2 separate regions of the Homo sapiens genome follow, and region 2 is linked to region 1. The links are chromatin contacts, found by Hi-C or POLR2A ChIA-PET in ENCODE. All regions are on one chromosome and are shown on one strand. The core of a region is the stretch at or near the end of the contact, and the rest is flanking DNA. Distances in the headings are between cores, read along the strand shown. Region 1 holds the start of RAB11FIP3 (RAB11 family interacting protein 3). Region 2 holds the start of STUB1 (STIP1 homology and U-box containing protein 1).

The links. A loop is a pair of places that touch in the nucleus more often than their neighbours do. ChIA-PET counts read pairs that join two places held with the same protein, here RNA polymerase II (POLR2A). Pooled maps may share reads with other maps.
Region 2: a pooled map shows a loop between it and region 1 (4-fold over the local background). The contact joins the promoter of STUB1 here to the promoter of RAB11FIP3 in region 1. A Hi-C loop is called at or near these places in 4 of 50 pooled maps. POLR2A ChIA-PET finds 5 or more read pairs at or near these places in 3 of 52 experiments (H1, HEK293T and activated CD8-positive, alpha-beta memory T cell).

Annotation. Positions count from the first base shown.
Region 1 is chr16:419,669-426,898 of GRCh38, forward strand. It overlaps RAB11FIP3 (RAB11 family interacting protein 3), which reads left to right and starts at 5,981. Exons shown (of 14, transcript NM_014700.4): 1 at 5,981-7,052. The coding sequence starts at 6,339.
Region 2 is chr16:674,430-681,659 of GRCh38, forward strand. It overlaps STUB1 (STIP1 homology and U-box containing protein 1), which reads left to right and starts at 5,981. Exons shown (of 7, transcript NM_005861.4): 1 at 5,981-6,255; 2 at 6,723-6,921; 3 at 7,009-7,174. The coding sequence starts at 6,097. RHBDL1 (rhomboid like 1) reads left to right here and starts at 1,242. Exons shown (of 8, transcript NM_001278720.2): 1 at 1,242-1,400; 2 at 1,907-2,068; 3 at 2,243-2,467; 4 at 2,542-2,690; 5 at 2,847-2,959; 6 at 3,030-3,130; 7 at 3,210-3,270; 8 at 3,352-3,839. The coding sequence starts at 1,362. The coding sequence ends at 3,623. It also overlaps the pseudogene STUB1-DT. RefSeq lists enhancers at 534-1,068, 6,740-6,789, 6,760-7,230 and silencers at 1,267-1,316, 5,460-5,569, 5,850-6,059.

The DNA of each region.
Region 1 (7,230 bases), core at 4,731-7,230:
CTTCATGGTCTCATTTATATGTGGAATCCAGAAAAACCTCTGGGTCTTAAGAGCTCCTCCCACCTCAGTCTCTTGAGTAGCCGGGACTACAGGTGTGCACCACCACACCTGGCTAATGTTTTTTTGTTTGTTTTTTGAACTCCTGGGCTTAAGTGATCCTCCTGCCTCAGCCTCCCAAAGTGCTGGGATTACAGGCATGACCCACTGTGCCCAGTGGAAATGAATGTTATAGATATAGTCAAAGTTGTACTTCACCCTTTCTCTTCTGTCTGTCCTCTTGAATATAATTCTTTTTTCTTTCTTTCTTTTTTTTTTTTTTTTTGAGACAGAGTCTCGCTCTGTTACCCAGGCTGGAGTGCAATGGTGTGATCTCAGCTCACTGCAACCTCCGTCTCCGGGGTTCTAGCAATTCTCCTGCCTCAGCCTCCCCAGTAGCTGGGATTACAGGCATGCGCCACCATGCCTGGCTAATTTTTTGTATTTTTGTAGAGACAGGTTTCAGTATTTTGGCCAGGCTGGTCTTGAACTCCTGACCTCAAGTGATCCACCCCATTGGCCTCCCAAAGTTGGGATTACAGGTGTGAGCCACCGCACACGGCCTCAATGTAATTCTCAAGTATGTTTAGGTATTTTTTACTACAAACGAAAGCATTTGAAAACAAGATAGGTCATTGATCATGTGTTTTTAAACTTAACAAAAATTGGCTAGGCACGTTGGCTCACGCCTGTAATCCTAGCACTTTGGGAAGCCAAGGCGGGCAGATCACCTGAGGTCAGGAGTTCCAGATCAGCCTGGCCGAGATGGTGCAACCCCGTCTCTACGAAAAATACAAAAATTAGCTGGGTGTGGTGGCGGGCACCTGTAATCCCAGCTACTCGGGAGGCTGAGGCAGGAGAATCGCTTGAACCCAGGAGATGGAGGCTGCCGTGAGCTGAGACCGTGCCACTGCACTCCGGCCTGGGCAACAAGAACAGAATTCTGTCTAAAAAAATAAATGAAAAATGGTATTACATAGCATGTACTATCAATTGTGCAGATGTGGTGCACTCACTTAAACTGCTACACTTCACAACAGACAACAGGCTCCACTGAAGCCGTTCGGCTCTTCTTCCAGAGAAGTACAAATCCCCGAAGGAAACAAGGTCTTTCCATCTCCCTGCGGACATGTGCAGTTTCTCCGGCAGGTACTGGAAGGCGGATCCCACACTGGAGTATTCCGACCTTCAGCTGCACGACTGGTGCCAAATCCCCACTCCCTGGTGTCCCCAGACTTACTCTGATTGGTGTCAAGGGCTACACTCACACATTTTCCTGGTGACCAGTGAAGATGAGCATCTTTTTCATGTGTTTACCGGCCACCTGAATTTCCTCTTCTGGAGCTGCTTATTCATATTCTTTCCTCGTTTTTCTATCGGGTTGCTGTTCGTTTACTGTTTTTTGAGAAATTCTTTTGTGTATTCTAGAAATGAATATTTTGTCCATTAAATCCATTCTAACTCTCTCTTCCCAGTTGCTACCCCAAAATTTATATATTGGAGTCCTAACGCCAACGGGATGGTATTTGGAGATGAGGTCTTTGGGAGGTATAACTTAGGGTTAGGGCCGGGCGCGGTGGCTCACGCCTGTAATCCCAGCACTTTGGGATGCCGAGGCGGGTGGATCATGAGCTCAGGAGATCGAGACCATCCTGGTTAACACGGTGAAACCCCGGCTCTAGTAAAAATACAAAACAATTAGCCAGGCATGGTGGCGGGTGCCTGTGGTCCCAGCTACTGGGGAGGCTGAGGCAGGAGAATGGCATGAATCCGGGAGGCAGAGATTGCAGTGAGCTGAGATGGCGCCATTGCACTTCAGCCTGGACGACAGAGCAAGACTCCGTCTCAAAAAAAAATAATAATAATAATAATTAGGGTTAGATACGGTCAGCAAGGTGGGGCCCTCACGATGGGAACAGTGCCCTTATTAGAAGAGACAGTCTTTTTTTTTCTTTTTTCTTTTTTTGAGACGGAGTTTCACTCTTGCTGCCCAGGCTGGAGTGCCATGGCACAATCTCGATTCACTGCAACCTCCGCCTCCCAGGTTCTAGTGATTCTCCTGCCTCAGCCTCCCAAGTAGCTGGGATTACAGGCATGCACCACCATGCCTGGCTAATTTTTTGTATTTTTAGTAGAGATGGGGTTTCACCATGGCAAGCCTGGTCTTGAACTCCTGACCTCAGGTAATCCACCCGCATCGGTCTCCCAGAGTGCTGGGATTACAGGCGTGAGGCACCGTGCCCAGCCTTATTTTTATTTTATTGTTTTCCTTGAGATGGAGTTTCCCTCTTGTTGCCCAGGCTGGAGTGCAATGGTGGGATCTTGGCTCACTGCAACCTCCACCTCCCGGGTTCAAGTATTCTCCTGCCTCAGCCTCCCAGGTAGCTGGGATTACAGGACACGCCACCACGCTCAGCTAGTTTTTGTATTTTTAGTAGAGACAGGGTTTTACCATGTTGGCCAGGCTAGTCTCGAACTCCTGACCTCAGGTTATCCACCCGCCTTGGCCTCCTAAAGTGTTGGGATTACAGGCGTGAGCCATTACGCCCGCCTTTTTTTTTTTTTTGAGATAGTCTCGCTCTGTTGCCCAGGCTGGAGTGTAGTGGCTGGATCTCAGCTCATTGCAACCTCTGCCTCCCAGGCTCAAGTGATTACCCTGTTCAGCCTCCTGAGTAGCTGGGATTACACGCACCCGCCACCGCCCCCGGATAATTTTTTTTCTTTTTTTTTGAGACAGAGTCTCACTCCATCACCCAGGCTGCAGTACAGTGGTGTGATCTTGACTCACTGCAACCTCCACCTCCCGGGTTCAAGCAATTCTTTGCCTCAGCCTCCTGAGTAGCTGGGATTACAGGTGCCCGCCACCACGGCCGGCTAATATATACATATATTTTTTAGGTGGAGTCTCGCTCTGTCGCCAGGCTGGAGTGCAGTGGTGCGATCTTCGCTCACTGCAACCTCTGCCTCCCAGGTTCAAGCGATTCTCCTCCCTCAGGCTCCCGAGTAGCTGGGACTACAGGTGGGTGCCACCACACCCGGCTAATTTTTGTATTTTTAGTAGAGACAGGGTTTCACCATGTTTGCCAGGATGTTTTCGATCTCTTGACCTTGTGATCCGCCCACCTTGCCTCCCAAAGTGCTGGGATTATAGGCTGAGCAACCGCGCCCGGCCTAAATTTTCTATTTTTTAGTAGATACGGGGTTTCACCATCTTGGCCAGGCTGGTCTTGAACTCCTGACCTCGTGATCCACCCGCCTCGGCCTCCCAAAGTGCTGGAATTACAGGCATGAGCTCCCACGCCCAGCCCAAAAGAGACAATCTTTCTCCAACATGTGAGGACAGAGTGAGAAGATGGAGGCTATGCTTTGAATGTTTATACCCTCCAAAACGCATGTTGAGGCCAAGTGTGGTGACTCATGCCAATAATCCCAGCACTTTGGGAGGCCGAGGTGGGCGGATCACTTGAGGTCAGGAGTTTGAGACCAGCTTGACCAACATGGTGAAACCCCGGTCTCTACTAAAAATACAAAAAATTAGCCGGCCTTGGTGGCATACGCCTGTAATCCCAGCTACTCAGGAGGCTGAGGTAGGGGAATCACTTGAACCCGGGAGGCGGAGGTTGCAGTGACCAGAGATCGCGCCATTGCACTCCAGCCTGGGCGACAGAGTGAGACTCCATATCAAAAAAAAAAAAAAGATAATAAGGTGCTGCAGATCTGTGGTCTCAGCTACTGGAGAGGCTGAGGTGGGAGGATCTCTCTTCTATTTTTATTTTTTATTTTGGAGACGGAGTCTTGCTCTATCATCCAGGCTGGAGTGCAATGGTGCAATCTTGGCTCGCTGCAAGCTCTGCCTCCCGGGTTCACGCCTTTCTCCTGCCTCAGCCTCCCAAATAGCTGGGACTACAGGTGCCTGCCACCACACCTGGCTAATTTTTGTTTTTTTGTATTTTTAGTAGAGACGGGGTTTCACCGTGTTAGCCAGGATGGTCTCCATTTTCTGACCTCGTGATCCGCCCGCCTCAGCCTCCCACAGTCCTGGGATTACAGGCATGAGCTACCACACCTGGCCTAAGGTGGGAGGATCTCTTGAGCCTAGGAGGTTGAGGCTGCCGTGAGCTATGGTCGCACCACTGCACTGCAGCCTGGGCAACAGAGCAAAACCCTGTCTCGGGGAAAAAAAAGAAAAGAAAAGAAAAGAAGGAACTGCTACAGCCCACAGCCTACAAAGGGGACACAGATAGTAGCTCTGAACAGCAGACGGATAGACGGGAACTTGTCCCTTTAGTCTTTCATGAACAGCCTCTAACTGGTCCAGGCAGGGAGGTGCAGGCTTCCAGGCTGTGGTTCCATGGAGGACACCAGCCGGGCACGCAATGGACGTTTTCCAGCCCTAGCACAGACAGAGCGTGCGGGCCCCTGCTCTCAGAAAGCCAGCCTTCTGCCTCTGGCAGCGCCGGCACATAAAAGCAGAGGGAGCCTGCTGTCTCTGCCTCGCCCACACTAACACCCCTATTTAGAAAGGTTGACACATCACTATCACTGCTTCTGAAAATTTTATCCGGCCGAAGGCATCAGCCCAAATTTGAATTCTTGCCAAAGCTGCTGGTGATTTCGTTCTTTGAATGCAGTATCTTCCTCATGAACACGTACAGCTCTTACAAGAAAATGAGAATACGGTTTGGGGAGGAGGATCCCTCACATTCCTTTTCCTAATGCCAGCCTCGCGAAGTCTGGTCCCATGTACCCTGGGATTCTGCCACGGAAGATGACTCACTTAATTAACACGCTGCTCCTGACCGTACACTTGGAAGCAGAGGTTCCGTTCCTTTGGTTCTTGCCAAAGCTGCTTACGAAACCATATCTTGTGTTGGTGCCCATGGTGTGTAAAAATACAAGTTCATCATTTCCCTGATACAAATTATGACAGGCTAAATTTAGTGCCTCACCTGTCCTAACTAGCTTTCCCACCATCATGCCTGCCGCCGGGCTGTGGTCCTTTCTGAGGTCCCGTGTCCCTCTGAGGACAGGGACACCCAGACACAGAGGTCAGTTGTCAGACGCGGCCACGGTGCTCGGGAGGCTGGCTGCAGACGGGCGATTCACCCTGGGTGTCTTCTTGAGTCTTATTTTTTGTAGAGACGAGGTCTCGCTTTGGTGCTCAGGCTGGTCTCAATCTCCTGGGCGCAAGCGATCCTCCCGCTTGGGCGTGGGCCAGCGCGCCCGTCCCAACGCTGGGAGTCCCGGAGATCTTGGTCACAGGCTTAAGGGAAAGGCCTAGCGCGTGGCCGCGCGTGCCTCTGGTTTCAAGGGACATGGACTGCGTGTCTGGGGCCCCTCCGCACTCCGTGTCAGACCCTGCGTCCCCCGGGTCCGCGCGGGACCCGGGCAGGGCGTCGCCCTCTGCGGCGTCTGCGCCCCGCGAACCCTGGGGCACCTGCAACCCCTGGGCCGCGGAGCCAGGCGTGCGCCGCCTCCTGGTCTCATCAACGTGAGAACGCTTTACCCCCGAAGAGCTCAGCTCCTAGGGGGCTATGTCCCTTTGCGTCTCTCGCTCGCCAGGCGGTGCCGTTTACTCGACCGCACCATGCGTGGGTAGCGGTCGCGCCCGCTGGTAGCTGTGCGGCGGGAACACGTTCTAAGTAAGGCCTGACTCCGCGCGCCTCTTGCCAGGGACGTCACGTCACGCCTCCACTCGCAGCCTCGGAGCACCCCCGCGTCCCGCGCCCGAAGCTCGGGACCCCCGCTCTGGCGAAACGAGGAATATGACATACAGCAAAACACCCCTTCGCGGCCGCTGCACTGCCGCGACACACCCGGCGCCTGCCTCTACAGCAAGCCGGCGAGGGGCTGGGACCCCGCCGGGACGTGCTGACGTCAGGCCCGACGGGGGGCGGGGCCTGGGCGGCGGCGGCGTTAGTTCTCCGGGTACCTCAGGCGCCTCAGCCTCCTTAGTCTCCTCATCCTGCTTCACAGGCTCCGCGGCCTCCGGCCTCCTCGGCCCCCGTCCCCCGGCCTCCTCGGCCCCCGTCCCCCGCCATCCGCCGCCCGGATCCTCGCCGCCCTCCCTAGGCCGCCCCGCCGCCATGGGCCTGCGCCCGCCGCGCCGCCGGGCCGAGGGCAGCTGAGGCGCGGTGCGAAGATGGGCGAGGACAGAGCAGGGCCCGAGCGCCAGCCCCAGCAGCCCGGGCGCCCCGCGCGCGCCCGCCCGCGCCGCCGAGGGGATGCCCGCGCCCGCCGCCGCGCCCTGAGCGCCTTTGTCTGCCGCCCGCGCCCTTCCGCACCACTAGCCTCTCGGGAGCATGGCGTCGGCCCCGCCGGCCTCGCCCCCGGGCTCGGAGCCGCCGGGGCCCGACCCGGAGCCGGGCGGGCCGGACGGGCCGGGGGCGGCACAACTGGCTCCGGGCCCTGCGGAGCTACGCCTCGGAGCGCCCGTCGGCGGCCCCGACCCGCAGTCCCCGGGCCTGGATGAGCCTGCGCCCGGGGCCGCTGCAGATGGCGGGGCGCGTTGGAGCGCCGGGCCGGCCCCGGGGCTGGAGGGAGGCCCGCGAGACCCCGGGCCGTCCGCCCCGCCGCCGCGCTCCGGCCCGCGGGGGCAGCTTGCGAGCCCCGACGCCCCGGGCCCAGGGCCGCGCTCCGAAGCGCCGCTTCCAGAACTCGACCCGTTGTTCTCCTGGACTGAGGAGCCCGAGGAGTGTGGCCCCGCGAGCTGCCCGGAGAGCGCGCCTTTCCGCTTGCAGGGGTCCAGCAGCAGCCACCGAGCGCGGGGCGAGGTCGACGTCTTCTCTCCCTTCCCCGCGCCCACGGCGGGCGAGCTGGCGCTGGAGCAAGGTCCCGGGTCCCCGCCGCAGCCCTCGGACCTCAGCCAGACCCACCCCCTTCCGAGCGAGCCCGTGGGGAGTCAGGAGGACGGCCCCCGCCTCCGAGCCGTGTTCGATGCCCTGGACGGGGATGGGGACGGTTTCGTCCGCATCGAGGACTTCATCCAGTTTGCTACGGTCTACGGGGCAGAGCAGGTACGGAGCGGCCCGGGCCGGGGCGTGGGAACTGGGCAGGTGCGCGCTGGCCGGCGGGGTTGATGTGGGACCGGTCGACGCTGCCCCTGGAGTCGGGAAAGGCACTGTCAAGACCTGACGGTCCTGCTTTTTCTGCTTATTCACCACTTCGGCCCTGGATTTCTGGTTGAATTGCGCT
Region 2 (7,230 bases), core at 4,731-7,230, 250 kb after region 1:
GTCCAGTGTGCCCTGGCACTGCCCACTCACTCCCCAGAGCGTCCTGCCAGCCTGGCTGAGCTGCGCCGAGAACCTGGGCTTGTGTGACCAGATGTGGTCACTGCCTGCCACAGAACGGGGTGACCCTGGGGCCCTGACCTGAGGGAAGCAGGATGGGCCAGAGGGAGGGACGGGCTGGGAGTTGAGCCCAGATGCCTGCTTCTCGGGACCCAGGGCGTGGCCTTCCCAAGGTCACCCGGACAAGTATCAGAAGGCCTGGTCCCCCCCCTCCCATGTCTGCCTTTAGGGAGTGGCAGGTGGGGCCCCTTCCCAAGTCCTGGCCCACACGGGCCCTGCCTTGGAGCTTGTGGCATTGGCCCCTGAGGTCCCTCCCGACTGATGGTATTTGAGCCCGCTGTACCCCCACGGCCTGTCTTCTGGGACTACTGCAACCCTAGGAGAAGCCCTCTGAGTGGCCCTTGCAGGGGCTGCCATAGTCACACGTGTCTTATCTGTCACCTCCATTGTGGAGGGGTTGGCCCGCCTTCCCAGGAGCAGGTCCCCTCATCCCAACTGCAGCCCTGCCCCCTGGGGGTTCTGCTCTGTGTTGGAATGCCCCTTGTGCCCAGCCCTGGCGCCGCCTTAGGGCGGGAGGTTTTGCTGTCCTGCATGGAGTTGCAAGAGTGGTCAGGGGCCTCCAGCCCAGGGTGTGGACGAGTGGGCTGGGCTTGGTCGTCAGAGCCAAGGCGGCTGCAGCAGCGTCTTCCTCCTCCTAAGAGGCGGCTGTAGTGGCCATGCGGGACGAGGGACTTCCTTGCTGCTGCGCTCGGTGGGGGGTTGCGGGGGGAGGGGGTGTGTCTGCTGCAAGCAGGGAGCTCCAGCCGGTGGCAACATGAACCGCAGGGAGTACTGGGTCAGCCTGGAGGGGGAGCAAGCAGTGGTCAGGGAAGGCTTCCTGGAAGAGGTGGCATCCTCACAGGCCTGAGCCCGGGAAGGCTGTGAGAGGGCGAACGGTCTTGCATGGGGGGTTTTAGGTGCCCCCCATCCCCGTGACTCCATTTACCAGCGGCTGCCGTGGAGGTAGTCCAGTGTGCTGGAGCTGCGCCAGAGCGGGGGTGGGGGCCGGCGCTGAGACGCGGTGCTAGCTGGAGGCGGTTCCTGTCCGGGGTGTGCGTCCGCGTGCAGGGTGCGCGCGTGTCTTGGCCGCGCGTGGCGGCGTGTGCGGCAGGGGCGGGCAGGCGGGCGACTCGGTGACGCGGCCCAAGCGCGGCGCCGAGCGGAGCGGGCGGAGCGGGCCGGCTGGGGCGGAGCGGAGTCGTCCGCAGAGCAGCCCCTCCCGGCCGCGGCCGCCGACCCCGGACCCCGGCCCCCGGCCAGGCTCTATGGACAGGAGCTCGCTGCTGCAGCTCATCCAGGAGCAGGTGCGTCGGGGGGTGGTCTGGGGAGCTGGCACCGCCCCCAATGCGGCCCTCCTGCCGCTGAGCTGAGCTTGTGCGGGACCGAGCTCCCCGAAAGCCCCGCTCGGTACCTACCTCATCCCTCCACGACCTTGGTCCGTGTGTCTGGGACCCCAGGAGAGGACTGACTGGACCAGAGCTCCTGGCTGGAGAAGGGAGAGTCGGGGGGAGGGAGGGAGGGAGGGAGGGAGGGCGGGCAGCTGGCTGGTCTTGGACCTTGGCCCTCGCTTTCCAGGATGGGTAGGGTGGAAGACGGGGGAACAACTGAGGAGCTGGAGGACTGGGACCCAGGCACCAGTGCCCTGCCAGCTCCTGGGATCAAGCAGGGTCCCAGGGAACAGACAGGCACGGGGCCCCTGTCCCAAAAGTGCTGGGAGCCTGAGCCTGATGCTCCCAGCCAGCCTGGCCCAGCCCTTTGGTCCAGGGGTCGGGCCCGCACTCAGGCCTTGGCTGGCGGCTCCTCACTGCAGCAGCTGGACCCCGAGAACACAGGCTTCATCGGTGCGGACACCTTCACTGGCCTGGTGCACAGCCATGAGCTGCCCCTGGACCCGGCCAAGCTGGACATGCTGGTGGCCCTGGCTCAGAGCAACGAGCAGGGCCAGGTCTGCTACCAGGAGCTGGTGGACCTGGTCAGTGCCACGGTGGGCAGGCGGCAGGGGCACGGTGTCCTGGCCAGAGGAGGCGGGCAGGCAGCTCCTCACGGCGGTGGGTGGGGGGCTTGTGGATGCGGGGAGCTGGGTGAGCCTCACAGGCAGGGGTGCCATGGGGAGGTCCGTGGCCCACACTCAGGCCCCTGCCCCCAGATCAGCAGCAAGCGCTCCAGCAGTTTCAAGCGGGCCATTGCTAACGGACAGCGGGCACTGCCCCGGGACGGGCCGCTGGATGAGCCAGGCCTAGGTGTCTACAAGCGGTTTGTGCGTTACGTGGCCTACGAGATCCTGCCTTGTGAGGTGGACCGCCGCTGGTACTTCTACCGTCACCGCAGCTGCCCACCCCCCGTGTTCATGGCCTCGGTCACTCTTGCCCAGGTGGGCCCCCCGGCCGCTGCCCCGGGAGCCTCCCGCGCTCCTGGCCATGACCAGCCTAACACTCGTGTCCCCAGATCATCGTGTTCCTGTGTTACGGGGCCCGCCTCAACAAGTGGGTGCTGCAGACCTACCACCCCGAGTACATGAAGAGCCCCCTTGTGTACCACCCCGGGCACCGTGCCCGCGCCTGGCGCTTCCTCACCTACATGTTCATGCACGTTGGGTGAGTAGCACTGCTGCCCGGTGAGCCCCGCCCCAACCTGCCATTACATCAGAAAGGCTTAGCCGCAAGGCAGGTGCGGCAACTTGAGGTGACGGCTGGGGGTGGGGCCGGATGGCTGACCCCACCCTTCGTACCCGTTTGCTTCCCTGTGGCCAGGCTGGAGCAGCTGGGGTTCAACGCCCTCCTGCAGCTGATGATCGGGGTGCCCCTGGAGATGGTGCACGGCCTGCTCCGCATCAGCCTGCTCTACCTGGCAGGCGTGCTGGCAGGTGAGGCAGGCGCGCACCCCCGCCCCCTGCCCTGGCCGGCTGCACCCTCACCCGCCGCTTGCTCACACAGGCTCCCTAACCGTCTCCATCACCGACATGCGGGCCCCGGTGGTGGGAGGCTCCGGCGGGGTCTACGCCCTGTGCTCGGCACACCTGGCCAACGTTGTCATGGTAACGGGCCTGCCCGGTGGGGGGCGTGGGGAGGGGCCCCAGGTGAGCCTCACCACTTCTCGTCTGCACACACCCATAGAACTGGGCTGGGATGAGATGTCCCTACAAGTTGCTGAGGATGGTGCTGGCCTTGGTGTGCAGTGAGTAGGGGCCGGGGGGAGGGCCGGGGGGCCTCTCAGCCTGCAGCCAGGGCACCTCCCACCTGCCGCGTCCCTCTGCAGTGAGCTCCGAGGTGGGCCGGGCCGTGTGGCTGCGCTTCTCCCCGCCGCTGCCCGCCTCGGGCCCACAGCCCAGCTTCATGGCGCACCTGGCAGGCGCGGTGGTGGGGGTGAGCATGGGCCTGACCATCCTGCGGAGCTACGAGGAGCGCCTGCGGGACCAGTGCGGCTGGTGGGTGGTGCTGCTGGCCTACGGCACCTTCCTGCTCTTCGCCGTCTTCTGGAACGTCTTCGCCTACGACCTGCTGGGCGCCCACATCCCCCCACCGCCCTGACCGGCTACCTGAGGCTGCACAGGCCAGGGCTCGGGCATGTGGTGGCCGCCCACCAGGGGCCTTCACGTCTGCCCTTTGTGAACGGACGTCTCAGGGCTGCTGTGCCCCTTGGGTGTGGGTGGCCTCAAAGGAGGCCCTGTCCCAGCCACCCACCCCCCACTCCCAGGACTTGCGGTCTGAGCCTTTTTGGATAATTAATAAATATTTTACACAGCACCAGGGGGCTGTCCCGGGCTCTGGAGACTCGTCAGGGCCCCCACACCTGCTGCACAGACCGCGACGGCCCTCCCCACCACGGGGGCCTGGACTTCCCTCCTTGTGCATCTCTGCACCTGGGGTCAGGCGTGGGAGTTGTTCCTGGGCCACAGGTGCTGTGTCTGTGGGAGCTGGGGGCACGCGGGATGGCTGGGGGCCGGGCGTGTGGTCAGGCCAGGTGTGTGGTCAGGCCGGGTGTGTGATCAGGCGTGAGTTTGGGAAGTGTTTATTGAGCTCCCGTAGTGGCCAGCCTCCTCTTCAGCCTCCCTGCCGTCCAGTGAGACCCGGAGGCCTGAGGTTCTGTGGCAGGTGAGCAGGCCTGGGCCATGGCCAAGTTTACTCGGCCTGGGTTCCATGCTTCTTGGCTGGCCTAGCATCCTCGTGGGTGGCCAGGCTGGGGCCAAGGTTGGGCAGCAGGTCTGGGCACAGCCTCTGCCCCACAGCCCAGGTCCACAGTGCTGTCTCCACTAGGTAGGGAGTCCACTGTCCTGAGGCACTGGCTAGGGAGGGGCACACGGACTCAGGCCCAGGGGCACGGGCCACCCCAACCTGCCCACACACAGTTCATTCCCCTTGGCTCAGAGCTGTGGCCCGCTCTTGAACCTGGCCCAGGTACAGCAGGTAGTACCTGAGGGTGTACTGTGGGGCCGGCCAGCCGGGCACTGTGGCCACCGCCTCATCTGACATGAAGGCCTCCATCTCTGGAGCTCCAGCTGCCAGGACTGCTGTGAACAGCGAGGAGAAGCAGCCAGACACACCCCATCAGGACAAGCTCTGGGAGACCCTGCTCCCAGCAGCCCAGGGCCCTATGGTTCCTGCTCCTAGCGACACGCAAGGGCCCAGACTGCCCGCTTCACAGACAAGAACGCCTATGTACCCAAGTCGTGCCCACCCAACTCACCCGAGGCTGTGGTGGGCCCACACCGCAGAGGGCACACAGCTCGGTGACTGCAGCCCCCACATCTGGCAGGAGGCAGAAGGTGGCGGTCGAACAGTGCACAACCAGCTCAGGGGGATTGGTGGCCACCAGCTGCTGCAGACGTGGCCGGAAGCGCCCCTCTGTGGGAGGCCAGGTCAGGGTGCCTGGGGTGCTGGACCCACCAGGGAGGCCCCGCCCCCACTGGAGACACCCGCCCCGCCGATGCCACGCCCCAATGAAGACCCGCGCTACGGAGGCCCTGCCCTCGGGGCGGGCCGCCCTTCACAGTCAAGCTGCCAGGCCAGCAGCCGCTCCAGCTCCCTGTCACATGCTTCTCTGCTCTGCCCCTGATGGCCGCTGGCAACTCTTCCCGATACCTGAGGAAGGGCGGTGAGGGGAGGACTGGCCACGGAGGACGCTCGCCCCACCGATCTCTATCCCCTTCCACTCTACCAACAGTCCGGGGCTTCCAGCCGCCCTCGGGGGCTCGCGCTCGCCCGTAGCACCTCTCGTGGCGCTCCAGAATGGCAGCCCAGCGACTGGGGTCCTCACACCCCACAGCGCGTGGGAAGCCGCTACGTTCACGCGCAGGGGCGGGAGGCGGCGGCTGGGGGCGGGGCCTCTGCTGATGGGGCCGGGTGCTGGGGGCGGGGCCTCTGGATTGGGCGGTTGCTGGGGGCGGGGCCTCTGCGGATGGGGCTGGGGGCGGGGCCTCTGCTGATGGGGCCGGCGGCTGGGGGCGGGGCCTCTGGATTGGGCGGCTGCTGGGGGCGGGGCCTCTGCGGATGGGGCCGGCTGCTGGGGGCGGGGCCTCTGGATGGGGCCGGCTGCCGGGGGAGGGGTCTCTGCGCGTTGGGACAGGGGCGGAACCCCAGGTGGTCGGGACAGGCTGTTGCGGGAGCGCGCCCTCAGCGAAGCAAGTGAGGCATCTCACTGGGAAAGTCGAATGTGTGTGGCGGCCGCCGCCGAGGCGGGTTCCGAAGAGACCTCAGCAGGGCAGGCCAGGGCCTACGCGAACGCCCACCCTTAAGAGCGCGGGGACAGGGAACTGGAGCGTTCCTCCCAGCCCCCGACGTCGCGGGCCCAGTGTCCCCGTCCAGGCTGGTTGGGCGCACGCGCGGCCCCACTCGCCCCCACGCGTGCGTCCCCGCTGGTCCCGCCCCCGGCCGGAAGTTCCGGCGGCGGAGCTGGGCCGGGCCCGAGCGGATCGCGGGCTCGGGCTGCGGGGCTCCGGCTGCGGGCGCTGGGCCGCGAGGCGCGGAGCTTGGGAGCGGAGCCCAGGCCGTGCCGCGCGGCGCCATGAAGGGCAAGGAGGAGAAGGAGGGCGGCGCACGGCTGGGCGCTGGCGGCGGAAGCCCCGAGAAGAGCCCGAGCGCGCAGGAGCTCAAGGAGCAGGGCAATCGTCTGTTCGTGGGCCGAAAGTACCCGGAGGCGGCGGCCTGCTACGGCCGCGCGATCGTGAGTGCGCCCGCGCGGGGAGGGCGGCGGCGGTGGCACCGGGGAGGGCCGGGCCCGGGCCCGGCCGGCCCCACCGAGGGTCTGGCTCCTCTTCGGGGCGTGTCCTCGGCTCCCAAAGCCCAGCCGTGGTTCTCGAGCCCAGCGCCGGGTGCCGGAGAACGAGGGTGCGATGCTGGATGGAGGCCGGCCGGGTGGGGGGAGGGCAGGGGCCCTCGACCCTTGAGGACCCCAGGTCCTAAGCCCGGACTCTCCAAAGATTTGGAAAACTTTACAAAACCAAGTGGAATCAAGCGGATAGGCTCAGCCAGTACTCCACTGTGCACAGATCCTTGGACCCAGGGGCTTTGACAACTGAGAAACCTAGTTTCTTGATTCTAGCCAGAGCGCAGAAGCTGGGACGGGCCGTGGGTCAGAGTGGGCACGCTGAGCCTACGCCCTCATGCGGCTGGCCCGGCCTTGGTCCCTAGACCCGGAACCCGCTGGTGGCCGTGTATTACACCAACCGGGCCTTGTGCTACCTGAAGATGCAGCAGCACGAGCAGGCCCTGGCCGACTGCCGGCGCGCCCTGGAGCTGGACGGGCAGTCTGTGAAGGCGCACTTCTTCCTGGGGCAGTGCCAGCTGGAGATGGAGAGCTATGATGAGGCCATCGCCAATCTGCAGCGAGGTTGGCTGACAAGCTGCCCGGTTGTGGGGCCTCTGGGGCCAGGCGGGTGGACTGGCCAGAGAGTGACGTGAAGCCCCCGTTCCCCAGCTTACAGCCTGGCCAAGGAGCAGCGGCTGAACTTCGGGGACGACATCCCCAGCGCTCTTCGAATCGCGAAGAAGAAGCGCTGGAACAGCATTGAGGAGCGGCGCATCCACCAGGAGAGCGAGCTGCACTCCTACCTCTCCAGGCTCATTGCCGCGGAGCGTGAGAGGTGGGACCCTCACCCCAGGCCGCCCTGTCTTGGGATAATTCTGAATCACCGACTCC